2 separate regions of the Homo sapiens genome follow, and region 2 is linked to region 1. Evidence: read pairs that join two places in POLR2A ChIA-PET (ENCODE). Cell type or tissue: MCF 10A. All regions are shown on one strand. Each heading gives the region's core, and the rest is flanking DNA. Links, peaks and the distances in the headings are about the cores only.

Region 1 (8,725 bases), core at 1,879-6,878:
TCATTGTGGCTGGGTTTGGTGGTTCATGCCTGTAATCCCAACACTTTGGGAGGCTGAGGTGGGAGAATCTCTTGACGCCAGGAGTTTGAGACCAGCGTAGGCAACATAACAAGACTGTGTCTCTACAAAAAGAAAAAAAATCAAACAGAAAAAAATACAAAAAAGAACATCATTGTTTCGTTTAGTATTGGAGTAGCCAGCATTCAAGATGGCCCCCAGTGATCTCTGCCTCTGGGTCTTCACACTCTTCAGCAGTCCTCTTCCACATGGTTCCAGACTTGGCCTGTGTGACCAATAGTGACAGAAGTGATGAAATGTCACTTCATAGGTAGATTATAAAAGCTCTTGCCTTCCATCTTGGCCATTTTGGGAGAAACAAATTGCCATTTTGTAAGCAGATGCCCAAGTGGTCAGAAAGTAAGCCTCCCTGGGCCCATAGCCATTGAGGAACTGAGATCTGACAATAGCCACATGAGGGAGCTTGGAAAGGCTTTCTCTAGCAACAGTGGAGGCTTGCAATAAGACTGCAGTCCTACCTGACACAGCATGGCTGCACCTCCAGAGAGACCTGAACCAGAACCACTCAGCCAAGCTGCTCCCAGATTCCTGAGCCACAGAAATTGAATGAGAAATAAATGTTCTTTGCTTTAAGCTAGCTAAGTTTTGGGGAAATTTGCTGCAGATAACTAACACAAGTATCCAGTCTGATTTAGTTGGTATATTGCATATCTGAAACTCAGTATCCATAAAAGTAATCTAGACTTGTATACACAGTACAATATTTATAAAGGACAAAAGAAGTAAGTAAAGTAGCAATTAAATGATAAAAAGAAAAATAAGAAATAAAGAATTGATGGTGAAGCTTATGGTAGAACTGTTGGTCATATGTCTGTAGCTGTGATAAAGAGATTTTGGAGATAGTGGAGGATTGTGCTGAGCTATAATTCCTCATTAGAGCAGCAGGCTGAGCTATAACGTTCGAGCATTTCCTTTGATAATGTTAAGGTTATAAAGGTTTTATAAGTTGTAAGGTGGCTAAATCATATTTATTTGACTAGCACTGTCCATTTCAAGTCCTTTTTAGATGCTTCTTTTGATTTTCCAAACTTTCTCCAATGAGTCTATATTAATTATATAGTCAGAAAACGTAACTATTAGTTGGGTGCAGTGGCTCATGCCTGTAATCTCAACACGTTGGGAGGCCAAGGTGGGAGGATCACTTGAGCCCAGGAGTTCAAGACCAGCTTGGGCAACATAGTAAGTTCCTGTCTCTACACCAAAAAAATTTTAAAATTATCCAGGCACAGTGGTGCACACCTGTGGTCCCAGAGACTCACAGGAGGGATCCTTGAGCCTGGGAGGATCCCTTGAGCCTGGGAGTTTGAGGCTGCAGTAAGCCATGATCACGTCACTGCACTCCGGTCTGGGCAACAAAGCGAGGTTCTGTCTAAAAAAAAAAAATGATATTTTTTCCATTCACTTAATCAAGTTTTTATATACTCAAATGTGCAAGTTTTTCAGCATCGCTGGAGCTAGGAATTGGAAATGAATAATTCAATTGTCTGTGGCAGATTTTACCCAAAGGAGATACCTTAAATCCAGTTCTGGAGTCTGTGTATTTAAGAAATCTTTAGAACAATTGGAAATGTTTATCCTGGACAAGTGATTATGTGAAGAAAATATGAGAATACTTCCAAATATTTCAAAGTTTTTGTCTGCCAGAAGAAAGAGACTCCTCATTCTTTTTACTCCAGGAATAGTGTTAGCATCAAATTACAAAGCTGCATGTTTCAGCTCAATATAAGAAAAAAATGTATGATGTATCTGAAAACACTAAAATATTCTGCCTTGTGAAATTGTGAGTTCCATGCCACTAAAACAGAGTAAGCAGATGCTCACTGACTCTTACTGGACATCTTCCATGAGGGCCTGCAATAATATTTCAGTTGTCAAAGGAATGTCCCACCAGCCTTACGATTCTGTGATTGTATTGAATCAATGATCAATATTTTAATTTAATTAAGTGGGCTAGCAATGGACACCTCAGGAGAATTTTTGTTTTAGATAACACTCTTCCATTATTTCATTGATGATATTACTCAAATATATGAATATGTGTAAGAAATCTGCCACATCTGTTTTTTGTGTTCTAGCTCTACTTCCTTGGCTTCCATAGCTGGGAAAGCTTTGGAAAAGCTGATAGAACTCAAGGAAGAGCTACCATGAACCAGGGCCTCAAAGATTCAGCTGGTCCTCCAGGCTTCTGGACACTTCGTGCTACTCTCATTTTGGCACATCTCTGCTTGCTTCTAGTTGCACACAAGTCTTTTCAATATGGTCCCAAATTTTTATCTAGCTAACACTATAGTTCCAGAGGGAAGGTCCACATCACCTGAAGTTCAAAATATTGGAATGCATTGGCCTGTTTTGATTAAGTTGCCTATCTTTGAACCAGTGACTATACCCAAGGAAATGGGAAAAAATTTTGGTGACTTGCCTTGATCCATGTATACTTCCAAGAGTTGACACACAGGAAGCAAATAATCAAAAGTTATAAAGCACACATGGCAGTCAAAAGCAATTTCGGTCCACCGTAATCTCTTATCCTTTTCTCCTTCATGATTTTTTCCACTTACTATTTCATTGTATGTAGTTATGAAAGTTATAGCCAAATGCATTGGCGCTATCTACAACTGAAAAAAACCTGCATATTTATTTTCTCTTCATAAATATATAACACATTTTAAAATTTCACTTGCTTTGAGAGGTATAATTCTTTTAATTTTAGTTACCTGTGTAGTTTTAAAACAGCATAACAAAATCAATATGATTGAAAGGTTTGGTTATTAAGGAGCACAACCCTAATCTTAATAGCGTTTCAATTGATAAACAATTCCAATCACACTCACTACCACAGAAAATCTGTGAAGGGGCTCCAACGAATGCCTCTGTGAGCCTTGGCCAGGAGCCCCTTCTGGGGCTGCACCCTCGGGGAAGAACTCCTTAATTCAGGCAGATGAAGTTTTGCATTAGAGATACTCTTCATTGCCACAGTCTATTTTTAGGTGTTTTTTAACTTTCTTGTGATTTCATTATTTTTCACGCAGTTTTTCAGGGTGGAAATTGGAGATTTCCTCAGTAAAACATTATTGAGTTACTGAAGTGACAATGTAAGCAAATCTTTTTTATAGCCTAAATATGACGGGAATTAGACTAGATAAATATGGAACAACTGTAATAAACACAAAGATAAATTGTTTCCCTTAGCGCTCAAATTTCATAAAAATAATAGTTGTGAAGAACAAACAGGAACTTTCCTTTATCTTCACCTCATTTTCTGAGTTCACAACACTGAGAAAAATCATGAACTAAAACATAAACCATTTGATGAAAACACCATAAATTAAAACATGAACTATAGAAACGTTAACTGTGAGTAAAAATCTGAACTATTTGGTGACAGAGCAGGAGCATCGCCATCTTGGACAAGCCCCTCATTCTAAAGTTCACCTTAATAAAAAACGTCTGAATCCAAAGGGCATCAGCCCAATGGCTAAGATCAGCACGACCATAAACCACAAATAACATCTCCAACCAGAAAGATTCCAAACTCCTTCCGGATCAGAGGCATGGAGCCCCAAGATAACCCGCATCGGGCAAGGAAGATGCCAGTCTCAAGATAACTTTGCTCTGGCGGAAAGATGGCTGCCCCAAGGTAAGCTCGCCTCCTCCCAGAGACATTCCAACCCCGCCAGAAAACTTCTCCCTCAAACAGGAACATTCCAAACTTCTGATAAGGCTCCTCGCCCTTAAACCAATATATGCTCTTAGTCTGTCAGAGAAAGCGCTCCTGACTGAAATCGGCCAGGAGTGCCTCTCAGGTTTTAATTAAGGAAAACCTGTCTTTAACCGCCAGCCACGTTTCGTGTTTCTTTCCTCTTTCTTTAACTTTTAATTTGGTATATTCCTCCTAGTAAATACCTGTGCCAGTGGAATTTGCCTCAACCAAGAATAATAGCTATACTGGAACATCTTAATTGCATGGTTGGCTACAGTTCAAACTTCCTGGTGTGCATGATGCAAGCCATCCCTCGGGCGATCATGGTTTCCTGATTAACCTGGGAAATGAACGCAGATGACTTAATAGATAATTGACTTTTTGTGGAAGGCCCAAAGCCAGAGGGAAGCAGCTGTCCCACCCAGGTGTTTCAGAATATCTTTGGGTGACTCCAACTACCTTTTGCCAAAGGTTTTCTCTTATGTGCACTACCGAGCATATTAAGGAGACTATGTCATCTGTTTTAATTTGTTGGGATTGAGTGTGAGACTGCTTCAAACTATCTACAGATATGTTACATATGTTCATAAAGTCGTACATTCATAATATAAACCAAAAACCTAACTTCTGCTTAAAACACTGGAAGTGATCATTTTAAACATAATGAAAGTTTTCCACTTGAATTAACTACTTTTCATATATTTTTATTACCTTCCTAACATTTTACCTAATTATTTTTGATTTTCAGAATTACTTGAATTTACAAGATTAAAAATAATGCCAAACATCATTGATTAATTAGAGTTATATTTTTTAATCATAAACCCACTTTTTGGTATTTTTCAATAAAAGAAATTTTTAAATATTAAATATTTACAATATTAATTGTTAAAAATTAAAATGATGTTTACTTACTGAAAAATTTTAACAAAGTCATTTGGCCGGGCGCTGTGGCTCAAGCCTGTAATCCCAGCACTTTGGGAGGCCGAGACGGGGGGATCACGAGGTCAGGAGATCGAGAGCATCCTGGCTAACACGGTAAAACCCCGTCTCTACTAAAAATACAAAAAATTAGCTGGGCGTGGTGGAGGGTGCCTGTAGTCCCAGTTACTCGGGAGGCTGAGGCAGGAGAATGGCATGAATCTGGGAGGCGGAGCTTGCAGTGAGCTGAGATCAAACCACTGCACTCCAGCCTGGGTGACAGAGCAAGACTCTGTCTCAAAAAAAAAAAAAAAAAAAAAAAGAAAAAGTCATTTATGGTAATTATACTATTGAAACATCTCATATGTCCAACTAACTGGTATAAACCTTAACCAAAAATACAAATTAATTTAGAAAGGTATTAGCAAGTAGCTGGCACAAGCGTTGCTCTAAGTAGAAAAATGTTTTCAAATTCTGGAACCTGCTCTGTAAAAATAGTGTGTAAGAGGATTCATTCATATAATTTAACAGTATTTGATGAAATCTGTGTTTATGCTGTGTTGGCTTTTTACTTCCTCTTCAAAAAACTCAAAGAAGGAATTTTCAAGAAGTAACATAACTTCCTGATGGGATTCTACTTTGAATCTAAGTCACAGCCTTAGTTGGTGACTAAATGCCAGTCACTAGAACCATCCAGATCCAGCTACTGCTGAAGCTCGCTGTGGAATCTGCCTGGAGCAGCAAAAACAATTCTATTAATATATCAGAGTGTCGACAAAAAGAGTGAAACTCTGTAAAATATTTGAAGAGATTTATTCTGAGCCACATATGAGTGACCATGGCCCATGACACAGCCCTCAGGAGGTCCTGAGAACATGTGCCCAGGGTGGTCGGGGTGCAGCTTGGTTTTACACATTTTAGGGAGGCATGAAACATCAATTAAATACATTTGAGAAATACATGAGTTTGGTCTAGAAAAACAGGACAACTCAAATTGGAGGGCTTCCAGGCTATAGGTACATTTAAACATTTTCTGGCTGACAATTGTTTGAGTTTGTCTAAAGACCTGGGATCAGCAGAAAGGAATGCCTACATTAAGATAAAGGATTGTGGGGACCCAAGTTCTTATTTGCAGAGGAAGCCTTCAGGTAGTAGTAGGCTTCAGAGAGAATAGGTTATAAAATGTTTCTTATCAGACTTAAAGTCTGTGTTCATGTTAATGCCAGAGAGGTACAATGAGAACCCCATTTCCCAACATGGCCTGAAACAGACTCTCAGGTCAAATTTTAAAAGAGCCCTGGCTGAGGAGGAAGTCCATTCAGATGGTTGGAGGGTCCTTAGAATTTTAGTTTTGATTTACAAGAGGAACATTCAGAACTTCCAGGCCAGCTAACCTTGCCATACCTCTCACCCCACCATCTTTAGTCACCACCTGAAAGGGAAGTTCCTCCAGTCATTATTATTATTTATCTGATACCTTCATCTCCATGTAGACCTGTGATGCTTCCCATTGTGGATTGTTCTTTCAACAGACTTCACTATGTTTGCTGGAATTCAAATGTTACCAGAAAGAGTTCCTGATCCAGACCCCAAGAGAGATCTCATGCAAGAAAGAATTTGAGGCGATTCCACAGAGTAAAGTGAAAGCAAGTTCATTAAGAAAGTAGAAGAATAAAAGAATGGCTACCACACAGACAGAACAGTCCTGAGCGCTGCTGGTTGCCCATTTTTATGGTTATTTCTTGATTATATGCTCAACAAGGGGTGGGGGCAGATTATTCATGCCTCCCCTTTTTAAACTATACAGTGTAACTTCCTGACGTTTCCATGGCATTTGTAAGCTGTGATGATACTAGTGGGAGTGTAGCAGTCAGGACGACCAGAGGTGACTCTTGTTGCCATCTTGGTTTTGGTGGGGTTTGGCTGGCTTCCTTTTTTTTTTTTTTGAGACTGAGTCTCACTCTGTCACCCAGGCTGCAGTGCAGTGGCACAATCTTGGCTCATTGCGACCTCCGCCTCCCAGGTTCAAGTGATTCTCCTGCCTCAGCCTCCCGAGTAGCTGGGACTACAGGTGCACGCCACCACTCCCAGCTGATTTTTGTATTTTTAGTAGAGATGGGGTTTCATCATGTTGGCCAGGATGGTCTCAATCTCTTGACTTCATGATTTGCTCGCCTTGGCCTCCCAAAGTGCTGGGATTACAGGTGTGAGCCACCGTGCCTGTTGGCTGACTTCTTTACTGCAACCTATTTTATCAGCAAGGTCTTCATGACCTGTATCTTGTGCCAACCTCCTATCTCATCCTGTGACTTAGAATGCTTAACCATCTGGGAATGCAGCCCAGTAGGTCTCAGCCTCATTTTACCCAGCCCCTATTCAAGATGGAGTTGCTCTTGTTCAGATGCCTCTGACACAAATACTGGAATCTCTTCCTAGTATGATCCCCATTCCCCGCCTTGCTTTGTCAGGAACTAGGCTCCCTCTGGAATCACTGCCTCAGACACCCTATTCAGCGGTGGCTGGTCATTCTCCTAAACTCTGTGGTCAGCCTCCTCCCAGTGCCCCATGGCTACTTTCAAAACTTAAATTTTCAGACAAGGAAACCCACCTGTTTCTCAGACTTATGATGTTTATCATATGCTTTATCACCTCCATCTATTCACAAGATTTCTTATTTATTTTTCAAAGTCTTAGACACCTAGTTCACTGTTGCTTCCATGTTATTATCATGCTAGAAACCTTCAGCACTGGACAGGTAGCACCTCTAACACAGTAGTTCTATCTGTTGACCTTTGCTTTGACCTCCCTTGCTCCAATAGTTACACATCCCCTCTAACTGACTCTAACATGCGCCTAGTTAACTCTTGCAAGCACCTACATTTTGCATTGCTGAACTTCCGTATCCCATTCTCTGATCTTCACATACCCCTATTCTTTCATTGCTTGATTAAAGGTACGCGAAGGTCAGAGAATAGGATACTAAAATTAATTAATTTATTCATAAATTTTATTATTTATGTCTGTATATTGAGAGGTTATTCATGTCACACACTGAGCTAGTTTGGGTTTACAAAGACCAATGAGATGTAGCTTAGGCCTGCTCAGGTGGAGAGGGTATAAAAGTTACTGGGGATAAAGAAGTCAAGATTTGACAAGGATGGGTGCTGATGGGTCAATTACAATTACACTGACGTTGCCAGAATTATGTCAGAATGTAGGTGGAGAAGAAACCTGGGATTTGCATGTGAAAAAGCTCTGTCACTTGCTGCCTTCACTTCCCTTATGTTTTATCCTTACTCAGTTTCTGAGCCTCTCCCTTGATCCTCAGACTATCAGACTGGTCATACTTCCTTCTCTTAGCCCTCAGTTTTTCTCTTGTTACTCTTATCAACTTCCTTCCTCTTCATTCTTTCACAAATAAAAAGATTCACTTCTCTTATACATGGCTAATCTCTTTATATACACCCCAAGTCTTATTTCCTTTAAATTTTGTTCAGACCTCATCCACCAATTATTTCCCTTGCATTATGGATCTTTAATTTCTCCCTGTCTTTTTTGTTACCATATAAATGTACTTAACTCTAATTTCATCATTAAAAAAAACCTCTTGACTCTTTTCTCATTACATGTTCCTTTCCTTTATAGCCAAAATTGTCCTAAGTTTATGGTGGTTCTGTATTTGTCTTAACTTCCCATTCAGTTGTCTACCTATTGCAAACTGATTTACACTATCCACGCCACCAGGCCCTTGAAATTACTGATGGTAGGATTACGAAATCCAAAGAACACCTTTAGTCTTTATTTAGCACGATTGCCAGGAAGCCTTTGATGCTCACAAACAATAATTCACCTCTAAATGCCTCCTGGTTCTTTTTTTTTTTTTTTTTTTAACTTTCTCACCATTCTTCCTTGTTCTCATTCAATTAGCTTCTTTTCCTCCTACAGCTACTTAATATTGTGTTAATAAAAAAAATTTTTTTTCCTCTCTTTTTGCATTCTACTTTCTTTCTCCAGGCATTTTGTCTA
Region 2 (8,725 bases), core at 2,446-7,445, 100 kb after region 1:
ACTTGTTTGTGGAGGCCTAGGGAGTGTCTTCAGACTCTCAATAAAATTTGTTTAACCCTAAATGGGTCCTGTTAAGAATTCCTTTGTTATCTTGTCATGCTTCAAGACCCACAAAAGACCTAGGCAAAACTCTTGGTGGGCTTTTGTCACATTCCACCCTTTGTATGAGCGCTCTGGCTCTTTCAGCTTTTAATATTTAACTTAACCACTCAGTGCTGAATCAGTTGTCATGGAGCCCCACGTTAGTGAGACCTGGCCTGCCACACTCAGAAATTCTTTACCTTAGATTTTTGCTACCAAGGGTTGTCTATAGACTAATAGCATCAGCAGCACCTGGGAGCTTAATAGAAATGCATAATCTCGCGGGGCATGGTGGCTCACTACTGTAATCCCAGCACTTTCGGGGGCCAAGGCGGGCAGATCACAAGGTCAGGAGTTTGAGGCTAGCCTGGCCAACATGGTGAAACCCCGTCTCTACTAAAAATACAAAAATTAGCTGGGCATGGTGGTGCGCACCTGTAGTCCCAGCTACTAGGGAGGCTGAGGCAGGAGAATCACTTGAACGTGGGAGGCGGAGGTTACAGTGAGCCAAGATCACATCACTGCACTCCAGCCTGGGCAACAGAGCAAGACTCCATCTCAAAAAAAAAAAAAAAAAAAAAAAGAGAGAATCTCAGGCCATCCCACCCTTGACCAACTCAATCAGAACCTGCATTATAACAAGATCCTCAGGGATTTGTGTGCATGTTAACGTCTGAGAGTAGTACTTTCGATTTTGTTCTCTGACTTTTCCCTCCACAATCCTCACCCTATGCAATTTATCTTGGATCTAAAAACCTCAGAAAAGTTGCCAAATCCTGACAACGAATCTTGATTCTATAGGTTTTTATTTTAAATACTATTTATTTATTTTTAGGCTTTACAGTATAGGTTCTTCTTTCTGTTACCAGAAAGGGGGTGCTGATCCAGACTCTAAGATGGGGTTCTTGCATCTCACACAAGGGAGAATTTGGGGCAAGTCCACAGAGTGAAGTGAAAGCAGGTTTATTAAGAAAGTAAAGAAATTTAAAAAATGGCTACTCCATAGGCAGAGCAGCCCCTAGGGTGGCTGGTTGGCTATTTTTACAGTTATTTCTTGATTATATACTAAAGAAGGGGTGGATTATTCCTGAGTATTCCAGGAAAGGAGTGGCAATTCCAACAAATGAAGGTTCCTCCCCTTTTTAGACCATATAGGGTAACTTTCCAATGTTGCCGTGGCATTTGCAAATTGTCATGGCACTGGGGAGGGTGTTTTTTAGCATGCTAATGTATTATGATTAGCATATAATGAGCAGTGAGGATGACTAGAGGTCACTTTCATTGCCATCTTGGTTTTGGTGGGTTTTGGCCAGCTTCTTTGCTGCATCCTGTTTTATCATCAAGGTCCTTATGACCTGAATCTTGTGCCAGCCTCCTATTTTATTTTGTGACTTAGAATACTAACCTCCTGGGAATGCAACCCAGTAGGTCTTAGCCTTATTTTACCCAGCTGCTATTCAAGATGGAGTCACTCTGGTTTCAATTGCCTCTGACTCTTCAAGTATAAGATCTTACTGTTATGGACTTGCCTGTACGGATTTTTCACTCCTCCACAGTTGAGCCTTTTAATACTTGCTATTCTGGAGGAGGAATTTATTGATATTCCTCTTGGAGTTAATATTCCAGTGTGTCATAGCAAACATGGGTGAGAAAGATGCGTTTTGATAGCTTAGTGAGTTGAAAGTGGCAGCAAAAATATATATATTTCAAAACAGTTAAACTGTCACTTTAAGAAACTCTAGATAGTGTGTCAAAGAGGAAAGCACTTTACAAAAGTAGTTTAGTATTAGATGCATATGTCTGTAATTTGATTTGCAGCAAGTGGAGAATGAAATGCTATGGAAAGAGTGTTTTCCTACACTTTGTATTTATCGCTAGTACATTAGTATTGATTATATTTGAGTCCTTAATTGAGTGAGGGATTTTCCTGCATCTACGGTCTAATTTCTATACTTTCCTAAGACACTCTGGAGTTCTCATGTAAATGCATATAAGAGATCTAAACCAACTATAATAAACAACAAAGTTCTTTCAGCTCTGACATATGCCTCTATCTTGATTCAACTGAAAGTTTACATACACTTCAATATCCAAGCTAGTGCAGGTATCCAGTCTAAAGATATTCATTCTTTCAAACACATTCTTTCAAACAGTTTCTTTTCAGTGGTGAATTTTGTGTAATTGAAGAATAAGGTGGCTACTTAACCATGTAATAAGCAAATACGTGGTATGCATTCTTAATAAAAAGTTATGGCTAGAGCACTGGAAACCAAATGCCTATGTGTGTTTTGTAAGAGGGGCGCCCTTTGGTACCTCTGGTAATCCCAGACCCAGGTAAGTATAGATCTAGATTGAAATCACTTCACATGTTTCATTTCACACACCACTTTCCTATAACCTCCTAAACTGTCCTTATTAAATTTGCCCTTGAAAAGAAAGGCTGCCTGTAAACACAAACAACTGAGAAATTAAATGGAGGGACAGGGTTTCGTTCATTATGCATGGCTAAATTGATTTTCTTCATCTGGAAATTGAGTATGCATATGTTTTCATTTAAAATGATGGGAGGCACTTTAGATCTCTAAGATTAGCAAGCACCTTAACACAGCTTCTTTCATTTGAAAAGTAAAAAGAAAAAAGAAAGATCATCTTGTGTTTGACAAGTGTCAAGTTCTGAATTTAAATGAGAGGTAGTTGGATATGATGGTTGACTTCGTATAAAAGAACTGCCGTACTAGAAAACCTGTGTTTTTAGATTTTGATGAGTTATCCAAAGCTGATGACCTTTCACATTAAAATTAACCTTGTTCCCTAGTAGCTTATTCCCATAGCCCTCAGCAACACCCTCCTACCCCTATTAATTTTGTTCTTATAGCACAACACTGACATCAAATGGTAAGTAAACTTAACCTCAAAGATTAATTTCCTCTCTCTTAAGTTATACTGGACCTTGCAGGCAATGAGATAATATTAAAACTCCACTTACTCTTGAGTGGCATTCATAAATTTTTTTGAGGGAAGGATATAAGGCATTAAAAAGAAACACAAAGTAATGGTGGAATAATGTTTTTACTAAATTCTAATTACTTCAGACACACACATACACATACACATACACATACACATACACATACATACCCATACACACAGACATAGATGTCTTTGGGGCTATTTTGCTCTTTTGTTAATTAATTTCAGAAATGGTGAATGTATTTTAAAAATGCCTCCAAAGATGTAGAGACTTGAAAATATGGTCTAGGTCTAGATATTTGTCAAACAAACCACGTGTCACACTATGAATTAAGCAGTACCCTGAATAGAATAAATGCCATATGTGTTTCAAACAGCTGGACATAAAATATCTGCAGACTTCATAATTGGTTTTTGTGTTTTGGCTTGATGCAGAGAATTTGCCAACCTGCAATAGCAGGATGATCAGCTACCAAGGAGACCACTTTGATTCTCCCTACCCCTCCAGATGCTGCTAGGAAAACTCAAATGGGAAGCACAGATGACTGAAAAATAACAGATGTGGAACAGGTCTTTCGGATGCTCAGTAAAAAAAATATGTGGTAAAACAAATATGTACTCTTTCTTCACTTTTTTCCTACATATTCAAAAAACTATAAGTCAATATTATTCACAAAGCAGTTAAATGTTTCTTATTTTTCCGTTTAGAAATGTATATAAAGACATAAGTAGTCTTTAATAGTTTTATTAAAACTATCAATTCCATTGCCCCAAAGTGATATTACATTTTTCAAAAAGACTTACAAAAACAAAATGTCCAAAGGCAATCTATCAAATGATAGTGATTTCTAACTCACTCAGCCATAGATAATTTTCACCTTTCACTCATTGGCTCTATTTAGGAAAATGATCTTCTTTATTAACATACTAGCTGGTTGCTCAAGAAGCATCAATGATAGTGATTAAAATAGCTGTTTTAGAAAGCTACCATCCAATCGTTATGGACCAAGATAAAGGCATAAAATGAAAGGAAAAGACACCCAAAATTACATCTAATAAGCAAAATTTTAATATTACATTTGCTTTGCAGGATAATCTTGCAAGATGATGATATAGCTCTTTGCTCCTAGTAGTTAGAGAGTTATCAAATAGTCATAGATTCTGGTATTATCAGAATCCATTCAAAATTAAGGGATAGTGGCTTCCACCAAAATTCTTTGGGTGTAATATAAAAGCTACGAAGGCAATTCTGTGCCAGAGTTTACTTCTACTCTGCAATATTCGCTAAAAAAAAAAAATAGGCATTCTTCTTCTATAATCAATCCTGGTTATCTTCAAATTAGAATATTGCCTGATTTGACATTTATAATGTTTGTTCTCTTACCAGGCAGGCCAGGAAAATTCTCATAAAGTCAGAAAAATACATAGAGTTTCTAAGATGACTGAAGAGTACATGTCTCATCCTTTCAATACTCACTTCCCTACTCCATTTCTTACCCCCTCACATCAGGCTACATTTATAGAAAAACAAAACTATTTTAATCATCTCTAGTTGGATTAAGGTTTGCTCATCTACTTTCTAGTAGTAGCTGTATACTGTAATATTTTACATAATAAAAACAATGTGTCCATTTTTTTCTGCCATCTTAATTCCAGCAAATCAAATCTTTTCTTAATATGTTATCTACCTGTTATTCTGACAAAACTCAGGTATTGTTATTTATCATCTCTGTACAGTCATCTCAAGCATTCACCTATTTGAATTTTTTTTTCAGTTTTATTTTTTTCTAGTTTAATGATGATGATGATGATGATGATTTTTAATAGAGAGGGGATCTCACCATGTTGCCCAGTCTGGTCTCGAGCTCCTGGTCTCAAGTGATCCTCATGCCTTGGCCTCTCAAAATGCTGGATTAGGTATGAGCCACCACTCCCGGCCTAAGCTTTGTTTTTTTAAAAGTTTTACTTGCTTCATTTAGTTTGGAAATGATCGAATAGGCATATGAGATATTCCAGGTGCTTCGCCTTCTTTTCAGGAGTCATGTCTGCTAGCAGTCCAAAGCCTTCCCTGAGAAAGCAGGTGGAATTGTCATGGATAAAACACTGGTCTATCTCAATCTCTTCCTTTTCACCTTCTGATTTCTAGAACATATAAATCTTCAATGTTTCCAAGAAATTAACTACATTTATAAGTATATATGTATCTTCTTGGTTTTAGTGGAGGACTCTGGGATAGATCTGTCCTCAAAGTCCACTGTGGAAAACAAACAATATGAAAAAAGTGGGAAATTAGAATATCACAGAAAGAAAGCCATTTGAGTGCCCTCTTGTGGAATAAAGCAGCACTGCAGCTATTGAAATTAGTGACTTAGTACTCTTAGGTTAAAATATTATTGGGAAAGTAAACAAAGAATGCTGAGACAAAAGAGAGAGGGAAAACAAGAAGGATGGGGGATGTTTATTTTAGGCAACTACTGAAAAATAGCAAGAAGGTTTGCAACTTCTATAATGGTCAATTTAAGGAAAAGGGGCAAAAAAGCATACTGGTTTATAATAAACACTATAAACTACATTATTTGCACTTTACTTCAAGATTATGATGTCACATAAGCCTTTGGCTACTGGTTCAAAAATTAGTTTACTCCTGATTAACCACTGTCAATAATAAATAAGGCTGGAGAGTATTTTCCTTTGTAAATTAGTGGTGATGGCCATTTCTATGGAAATGGAAAAATAATGAAGCTCTCCCTGCAGTGTGAATTGTCAAGCATATATATGAAATGCAGCTTACATAACAAAATGTAACTGCTAATAGAGAAGTCAAAATAAAGGTGAATTTAAGACAACTGGGAGTTTGTCTTGTTCCCAAGAAGACCATGCCATTTTTGGATATTACTAGGAAAGGTAAGGATAGTTGGTATGAGCTCAATGAATAACGTAAAAAATAAGAAACTAAAGCTATTATGGCATCACAGTGGAAATATGTATAGATTCCAAGAACCACTGAACCCTAATTAATGAAGCAGCTATGCTTATTCGATTAAGTGAGCTGAATATGGTCAATGAAAAGCGATAAATACAAGGAACTAAAGAGTTGGTAGACATACAAGGAACTCCAAAAATCCACTGCATAAAAGCAAAAAGGTCACTATAAAACTTTATCAAAATCAAGTATTTGGGAGCTGTGGAAATTATCCAAATGTTTGCAACACTATGAGCAGCTTTATTCAAGAAAAACAGCTTAATGTTATAAATAACAATGAGCTCTGTGAGGTTTGCACTTGCTCTATTCCTCTTTTCCTAATTCCATGAAAGCCCTAAAAACCAGAATCCTCACAATCATGGTAGCTAGGAAAAATAACAGTAACAGGGTGAGTGCGAGTTAGAATGAGCTTGAAGCTCCCAAAAGCCCTATCTCCAGAAAATCAACACTATTTTCACGCTTTTTGCAAAGGTTGCATTCATGGAGTTGGTCTATACTTGACCTGAGCTTGTTCAGTGAGAAAAGTTTTATCTGAGGGAATTTGTTTAAAAAAAAAATCCATCAGCAATTGCTTAACATTGCAGCTGCCTAATGCAGTGATGCCAACTGGGCAAAGAGGCTGGACAAAGATTCTCTGTATTCCTGGAAATCTCAAAGCCCATGCACAGGTGCCCAGGAAATCATGTGCATTAATCTCCCACCTCTGGCTGATCTTGAGGCTCTGAACAAGTAGAAAGTAAAAATCAAGATAAAATTGAAAACTGATAAAGATGAAAATGTGTTCAAACACACTGTCAGCATATTGGTGCCTCAGCAATGGGTAGTAAACAGATTGGTTCAAGGCATTTGGAAAAATTCTATCTAATAAAATTATCTGACCTCTATGCTGAGCAGAGACCTCAGGGGCTGCACATGACAAGGAATACAGACTTTATAGAATTAGTCCTGGAAAATGACTAAACAAACAAGCAGCAACAACAGACAACCTTGGGTAGGGAGAAAAATTCGATTTCTAGTGTTATCATTTTATAATATTAAAAATGTTCAGCTTTTAACATGATAAAAACTTGTATGTGACTGGCGAAAAAACCCCAGGAAACTATAGTCCATAAATGAGTTTTAAAAAACAGATAATAGAAACTAACTTGAAGAAGTCCAGCTTCTGAAATTGATAAATAAAATCTTTAAATCAGATAGTACATGTTCCAAAAACTGCACCTAAAGAATTAAAGGAATGTATGAGCATAATGTCTCACGAAAAAGAGAATATCAATAAAAAGGCAAAATATAAAAAAGAACTGAATAGAAATTCTTGAGTTGAAAAGTACAATAAAGGAAATGGAAAATTCATTGAAGGGTCTCAACAACATATGTGAGCCAGCAAAGAATCAACAAAAGTGAACATATGTCAGTTGAAATTGTCTGGTGGGAGGTACAGAAAAAAAAGAATGAAGAAAAATGAAAAGACCTTTTGAGAGCTGTGAAACCCCATCAATTTTACCAAAATATGCATAATAGAAATAGAAATTTCAGAAGGGAAACAGAGAGCAAACAAGGGACACAAAGAATATTTAAAGAAATAATGACCAAAAACATCCCAACTTTGATGAAAAATATTAATCTATCCATTCAATGAATTCAAATTGGATGAATTCAAATCCATACCTAGACACATCATAGTCAAACTGATGAAAGACAAAGAGACAATCTTGAAAGAAACAAGGCAAAACTGATTCATCACATACAAGGAATCCTCAATAAGATTCCTTAACTTCTTCCACTGATTTCTTCCCACAAATGATGGAGGCCAAAAGACAGTGGGATGACATATTGAAAGGGCAGACCCCAAAATCCTGTCAATCATAGCCAGCAAAGCTATCCTTCAAAAATGAATGGAAAATAAGACATTACCAGAAAAACAAAAACTGAGAATTTGCTGCAAGCAGTCCTACCCAATAAGAAGTATGAAAACGAGTCCTTCAGTCTGAAATAAAAAGAGATTAGATAGTAAATCTAAACTACATAAAGAAATAAATAGCACTGATGAAAGCAACTATATAAGTACATATAAAACAGTATAAATATATGTTTGTCCTTTCTCAGGAAATCATTAAGAAAATAACTAAAAATATAATTTTTTAAAAAACAGAATTTAAAAAGCATACCAGAAGATATCTTCTTAATATGAAGAAGGAAATAAGGAAAGAATGGAACAACACAAAATGACTTAAGACATGGAAATCAACTAACAATATGGAAGATGTAAATCCTGTCTTATCAGCATTGACATTAAATATTAATGAGTTAAATGCTCTCATCATAAGGCAAAAATTATCAGAAAGTATTGAAAAATTGTTACCCAACTATAGGTAGCTTGCGGGGTTGGGGGTTGTGCTATCACTGCCTGTTATGCTATCTCTTCTCCTTGCCCACTCCCACCGATTTATGTATTATTGTGGGTCATTGATGGTGGAGCTGAGGACTGACTGAGTCTTCCCTGCCACCTCCTGTATCCAGTTCTCCTGTAATTAATAATTTCTAGTGGACGCATCAAAGAAGTTGACACAAGAATGAAGTTGAATCCCTACCTCATACCTTCTACAAAAATTAGTTCAAAAATATTATAGAGCTAAGTATAAAAGCCAACAACTATAATACTCCTTAGAAGAAAAAATAGGCATAAATTTCTGT

The links. Peaks named below come from ENCODE experiments on the same cell type or tissue, not always from the same donor. Only the 100,000 strongest peaks of a DNase experiment are listed, where the experiment ranks them.
Region 2: POLR2A ChIA-PET joins it to region 1 with 7 read pairs; 2 of 35 experiments call an interaction of 5 or more read pairs at or near these places.

The regions. Positions count from the first base shown.
Region 1 is chr21:30,142,164-30,150,888 of GRCh38, reverse strand. No RefSeq gene overlaps it. Among named protein-coding and RNA genes, the nearest start is that of CLDN17, 20 kb to the left of the region's middle. In MCF 10A, for the core only: no CTCF peak of the experiment used is centred there; a DNase peak (open chromatin) is centred at 4,088.
Region 2 is chr21:30,041,315-30,050,039 of GRCh38, reverse strand. No RefSeq gene overlaps it. Among named protein-coding and RNA genes, the nearest start is that of GRIK1, 110 kb to the right of the region's middle. In MCF 10A, for the core only: a CTCF peak has its summit at 5,379 (motif pointing left); no DNase peak of the experiment used is centred there.